Regions from separate parts of the Homo sapiens genome. Here region 1 is linked to region 2. A link is a contact called in ENCODE Hi-C or POLR2A ChIA-PET data. All regions are on one chromosome and are shown on one strand. Each heading gives the region's core, a stretch centred on a gene start or an enhancer-like site at or near the end of the contact. The rest is flanking DNA. Distances are from core to core; before and after follow the strand shown. Region 1 holds the start of C12orf56 (chromosome 12 open reading frame 56). Region 2 overlaps C12orf56 (chromosome 12 open reading frame 56).

Evidence for each region. A loop is a pair of places that touch in the nucleus more often than their neighbours do. ChIA-PET counts read pairs that join two places held with the same protein, here RNA polymerase II (POLR2A). Pooled maps may share reads with other maps.
Region 1: a loop to region 2 is called in a pooled map, with 2.3 times the contacts of the local background. The contact joins the promoter of C12orf56 here to the enhancer-like site in region 2. A Hi-C loop is called at or near these places in 1 of 168 maps with a recorded cell type or tissue (Caco-2) and 1 of 50 pooled maps. POLR2A ChIA-PET finds 5 or more read pairs at or near these places in 9 of 52 experiments (A673, AG04449, Caco-2 and 5 more).

What each region holds. Positions count from the first base shown.
Region 1 is chr12:64,389,361-64,392,060 of GRCh38, forward strand. C12orf56 (chromosome 12 open reading frame 56) reads right to left here and starts at 1,398. Exons shown (of 13, transcript NM_001170633.2): 1 at 954-1,398. The coding sequence starts at 1,205.
Region 2 is chr12:64,317,479-64,320,178 of GRCh38, forward strand. It overlaps C12orf56 (chromosome 12 open reading frame 56), which reads right to left. Exons shown (of 13, transcript NM_001170633.2): 4 at 1,097-1,502. Among named protein-coding and RNA genes, the nearest start is that of C12orf56, 72 kb to the right of the region's middle. RefSeq lists an enhancer at 2,044-2,622. Within about 2 kb of position 1,358, at least 2 of the 41 ENCODE cell types and tissues checked have a DNase peak (open chromatin) inside an H3K27ac peak, as active enhancers do; they include A673, where a contact is called at or near this core.

The DNA.
Region 1 (2,700 bases), core at 148-2,647, 72 kb after region 2:
ACGCCCCTCCTTCCAAGACGTTTCCCAGCAGGCCCTGCGCCCAGTTTGGATCAAGTGAGCCGCCTGAGATTGCCAAGCGTCCTGTGCGCATCTCATTAACGCATCTGCTTATTCATGCATTTATTCTTTTGCTGGGGAGGGGGTGGAGGGGAACGGTGTCTCACTCATTCTGTAGCTCAGGCTGGAGTGCAGGTGGGGCGATCTCGGCTCACGGCAACCTCCGCCTCCCAGGTTCAAGCGATTCTTGTGCCTCAGCCTCCCAAGTAGTTGGGATTACAGGTGCACACGACCACGCCTGGGTAATTTTTGTACTTTTGGTGGAGACGGCGTTTCACCATGTTGGCCAGCCTGGTCTCGAACCCCTGACCCCCGGTGATCTATCCACCTTGGCCTCCCAAAGTGTAAGGATTATAGGCGTGATCCACGGCACCCGGCCTTATGCATTTATTCTTATTGAGCATCTAACATGCTCTAAGCATCGGGGGCAAAAAAGTAAATGAGATATAACAGCACTTAACACACAGCATTTATTTGCACGGGTGTTGGCTTTCTAGCCCTCCAGCGACTGCTTCTAGGTAGGGGCCCTCTTTCGTTTTTGCATCCTCCGAGTCTAGCACAGTGCCTGGCACTGACTAGGTGCTTTGTTAACAAAGGAATGACTTTAAAAGGTATTTTTGATAGGGAGCTCGGTTCTCAAACCTGTAGCCCTACGTGGGGTAGGGGAGGCGGGAGAATGGGTGAACAGGCAGACACGAGGAGAATGGGAGACGTGTTTGTATTAGGAGTGCTCACAGCAATCCACAGCTTCCCTGTGTTCCTCGTTCTCAAATAAGAGGAGGGGAGTCGAGGGCAGGATGGGGCAGCCCTCCCCGCGCAGGAGGGCTGGGTTTGGGGGCCCCAGCCGGGAGTTCTCACTGCGCTCCCGAGCCCGCCTGCCCACCCGCGCCGCTCACCAGGTCAATGGCCACGACGTCCCGCAGAGCCACTACCCGCCGGATGGACTTGGGCGGGTTCTCGGTTAGGTAGACGAGCCGGTCGCTTAGCACCACATACTTGAGGATGTGGTTCTCAGAGTTGGACACCACGATGCATGGCTCGTAGGCGCGGACCGCGTCGTAGACCTCGGGCGGCAGATGCCGCCGCAGGAACACATCCAGGCGGCTGTTCCTGCGCGCGGGGAAGCCGGACGGCAAGGGGCTGGCCATGCCCGGCGCCCGCAGCGTGGCGGAGTGCTGGGACTCGAGGCCCTCAGCTCGCCCTCTCCCCGCCCCCGCGCTGGAACCCGCGCGCCACAAAGCCGCCGGCCACGCGTCGCCTCCTCTCCAGGCGCGGGGACCCGGGCCGCAACTGCAGGAATCGACGCTAGGTCGGCTTCCCTGGAGCGCCCTCCCCAGCCCTGTCCAGCCTCTCGATCTTTGTCCTAACCTCAGACGGCGATGGGCGGGGCAAGACGCTGGTCCTTCAGGCCCGAGTTGATGGGCACCTCGGGCTCATCACCGTGAAGTCCCCTGCGGCCGAAGGGCGGTGGATTTTTAGGGTCTCTCCCGCCCACCCCTAATGCCAGTCCCCACCACTGCGTACTCTGTTGCGGATCACACCATCCAATACAAACTTTATTGGTAATGGAAGCCAGCTTCAATCTGGTTTCCTGTTAGAAACTTGAAAGAGTTTAATTTACCGATTTATTTTTAACAACCCTAGAAACCTATTAAACCCAATCACACAGATTTAGCTTTTGGTTATAACATGGCCTGGCACAGCTTTCTGATATTGTCGGAGTGTAAACATAGGTCTTCTTTCTCCAACCAGTGAGAAAGGGATTTTTTTTTTCTTTTCTCTTTTTTTTTTTGAGACGCAGCTTTGCTCTTGTTGCCCAGGCTGGAGTGCAATGGCGCCATCTCGGCTCACCGCAACCTCCCCCTCCCGGGTTCAAGCGATTCTCCTACCTCAGCCTCCTGAGTAGCTGGAATTACAGGCATGCGCCACCACGCCCAGCTAATTTTGTATATTTTAGTAAAAACGGGGTTTCTCCATGTTGGTCAAGCTGATCTCCAACTCCCGACCTCAGGTAATCCGCCCGCCTCGGCCTCCCAAAGTGCTGGGATTACAGGCGTTAAGTCACCTCGCCCAGCCTTTGAGAAAGGGATTCTTCACATGAATTGATGTGAGCACACCCAAACCAACCTAAGGCATATGGTTTTGTTTCCAATGCCCAGGACAATCTATGCAGGAAGAATGAATGGGTGATGCTGGCATCTTGAAAAGTTGAAGCTGATAGACTGAAGAATGCGGATTACATACCCTGAGGCTGCAGAGGAGTAAGTATTCCTTAGTTTTTACAGGCCAAGAATAACTTACTAATTAGGTTAGAGAAATGAGAAGGGCACAACAGAAATGCTCTAAGTCAGAAGTTCCATTTTTTATTTCGAATCCTAGAAAAGTTATTCTCTTCCCCTCCCCATTGACCCAAAAACCTGATAATGAAACCATATCGTTCATTGCTGTGGCTGCCAGCAACCCTGAATCAAATTTGATATATTCTTTATATTCTCCCTTTCTACATATTTTATTATTGTATACTGTATGTTATAAGCAACTTCAAATCCCTTGTGGAAAGAAGGTATAAATATATTACAATCCATAAACAGATATTGTAGACTACACTAGTACAAAGGGAAAGAGAAATGTTTTGGTCTGGCT
Region 2 (2,700 bases), core at 108-2,607:
GGCCAGGCGTGGTGGCTCACGCCTGTAATCCCAGCCTTTGGGAGGCCGAGGTGGGCGGATCACCTGAGGTCGGGAGTTCGAGACCAGCCTGCCCAACATGGCAAAACCCCGTCTCTACCAAAAATACAAAAATTAGCCGGGCGTGGTGGTGGGCAACTGTAATCCCAGCTACTCAGGAGGCTGAGGCAGGAGAATTGCTTGAATCCAGGAGGTAGAGGTTTCAGTGAGCCGAGATCACACCACTGCGCTCCAGCCTGGGTGACAAGAGCGAAACTCCATCTCAAAAGAAAAAAAAAAAGATTGCATTTCAGTTTCTTCATTTATAAAATAAGGACTTAACCTAGTGATTTCTAGACAAATTTATCTGATCCTATAACAAGGTCTCCCCCATCAACCCACTTTCAATAGCACAGCTAAGCAATACAGAATCATACTGACAACGTTGAACCTTACCTGAGGTCTCTGTCACCCCAGCAACTGCAAAAGACCACCTGCTCACACATATTCCAGGATAAGACTTGTCTCCCTCCTTCTTCATGACTTCCATGACTCACCTTACCTACCTCTACAAAACCCCAGGTGATTTTTGTTTGTTTTTTTGAGATGGAGTCTTCCTCTGTCGCCCTGGAGTGCAGTGGTGCAATCTCAGCTCACTGCAATTAAACTCCGCCTCTGGAGTTTAATTGATTCTCATGCCTCAGCCTCCCAAATAGCTGGGATTACCGGCGCGCACCACCACATCCGGCTAATTTTTGTATTTTTTAGTAGCGACAAGGGTTTCACCATCTTGGCCAGGCTGGTCTCGAATTTCTGACCTCAAGAGATCCATCCACCTCGGCCTCCCAAAGTGCTGGGATTACAGGAATGAGCCACCATGCCCGTCCAGAAACTGCTCATTAATGAGCATTTTTCCCTATTGCAATCGCCTAAATAAAATCATCTCCTTAATTGTTCAGTACATTTTGTTTTTCACAATATTATTAAATTCCAAGGCTAAATTTCCAAAATGGGAGGTAAAGGAGGGAGGAGGGCTTGTTTGCTCTAAAAAATAAAAATATAAAAATTCAGGTTAAGGTTAACTTAGGAGGACACTTACTATAATATAATTGTTCCATGAACTTTTTAAGTGCAGAAATATTGATGAGGTTGTGGAAATAACATACAAATGAAGTTCTGACTCCTTTTTCTCTAAATTTGAGTTGCTCTGTGAAGGGGAATCTAAGAGGGAATTTCCTAAGTAAAACTCATTTCCATTCCCATTGCACTTGAAAGGAATTTCACTTATGGAGTTGTGATCTGGAAGTCCCTGGGGTTCTTTTGTGTTTGTTGTGCAAGATGGCTCGCTGACAGCCTTGCCAGTTGTTGGTGCAGACTGAGAGCTCCTCCTGGAGGGGGAAGGTAGGGGTCGAAAGGCACCTTGGCCATGAAGGGACAGCTTTTTGAGGCCTGGACGAGGACAGAGAGTTGAGTCCTTGGATGGTGTACTGCTCTCCTGCTGGTCCCTGTCAGGTAGAATTTAGTATTAAACATGACATGCAAAATTTCACAGTAAGCAACAAAGAGAACCGGTAGTTTAAGACTGAACACAAATGTTTTCTCACAAAAGGAATGCTTGTTAAAACAAGGAAGTCATTGAACCTCGCTGGTAATAACCCATTGACTAGAGGAGATTTGATACTGCAATCTTTTAGTATACGTTTCTGTTTTCAGAAATAAACTGTATTTCGGAAATACATTTTATTTCACAGAATGAAGCACTGTATATATTGAAAGTATTGTGCCTGTCCTTCATGGAGCCCTGATATTTCCACTGAAAGGACTTTTTAAGTTTTGAAACTTGATTGTCCTTTAATTGTACATTGCTAATGGATCCTATAAAGAAAAAACAATTCAAATAAGGATATGAAGAGAGGGGTTTTGTTTGTTTGTTTGTTTGAGACCGGGTCTCACTCTGTCACCCAGGTTGGAGTACAGTGGTGCCATCTGGGCTGTCTGTAACCTCCACCTCCCAGGCTCAAGTGATCCTCCCACCTCAGCCTCCTGAGTAGCTGGGACTACAGGCATGTGCCACTATGCCCAGCTAATTTTTGTATTTTTTTGTAGTGATGGTGAGACACAGGACTAGCTGGATTCCCTAGGCCGACTAAGAATCCCTAAGCCTAGCTGGGAAGGTGACCACTTCCACCTTTAAACACGGGGCTTGCAACTTAGCTCACACCCAACCAATCAGTAGTAAAGAGAGCTCATTAAAATGCTAATTAGGCAAAAACAGGAGGTAAAGAAATAGCCAGTCATCTATCGCCTGAGAGCACAGTGGGAGGGACAATGATCGGGATATAAACCCAGGCATTTGAGCCAGCAACAGCTACACTCTTTGGGTCCCCTCCCTTTTATGGGAGCTCTGTTTTCACTCTATTAAATCTTGCAACTGCACTGTCTTTTTGTCTGTTTGTTACGGCTCGAGCTGAGCTTTCGCTCCCCGTCCACCACTCCTGTTTGCCGCCTTGGCAGACCCGCCACTGACTTCCATCCCTCCGGATCCGGCAGGGTGTCCGCTGTGCTCCTGATCCAGTGAGACGCCCAGTGCCGCTCCCGAACGGGCTAAAGGCTTGCCATTGTTCCTGCACAGCTAAGTGCCCGGGTTCGTCCTAATGGAGCTGAACACTAGTTACTGGGTTACGCGGTTCTCTTCCGTGACCC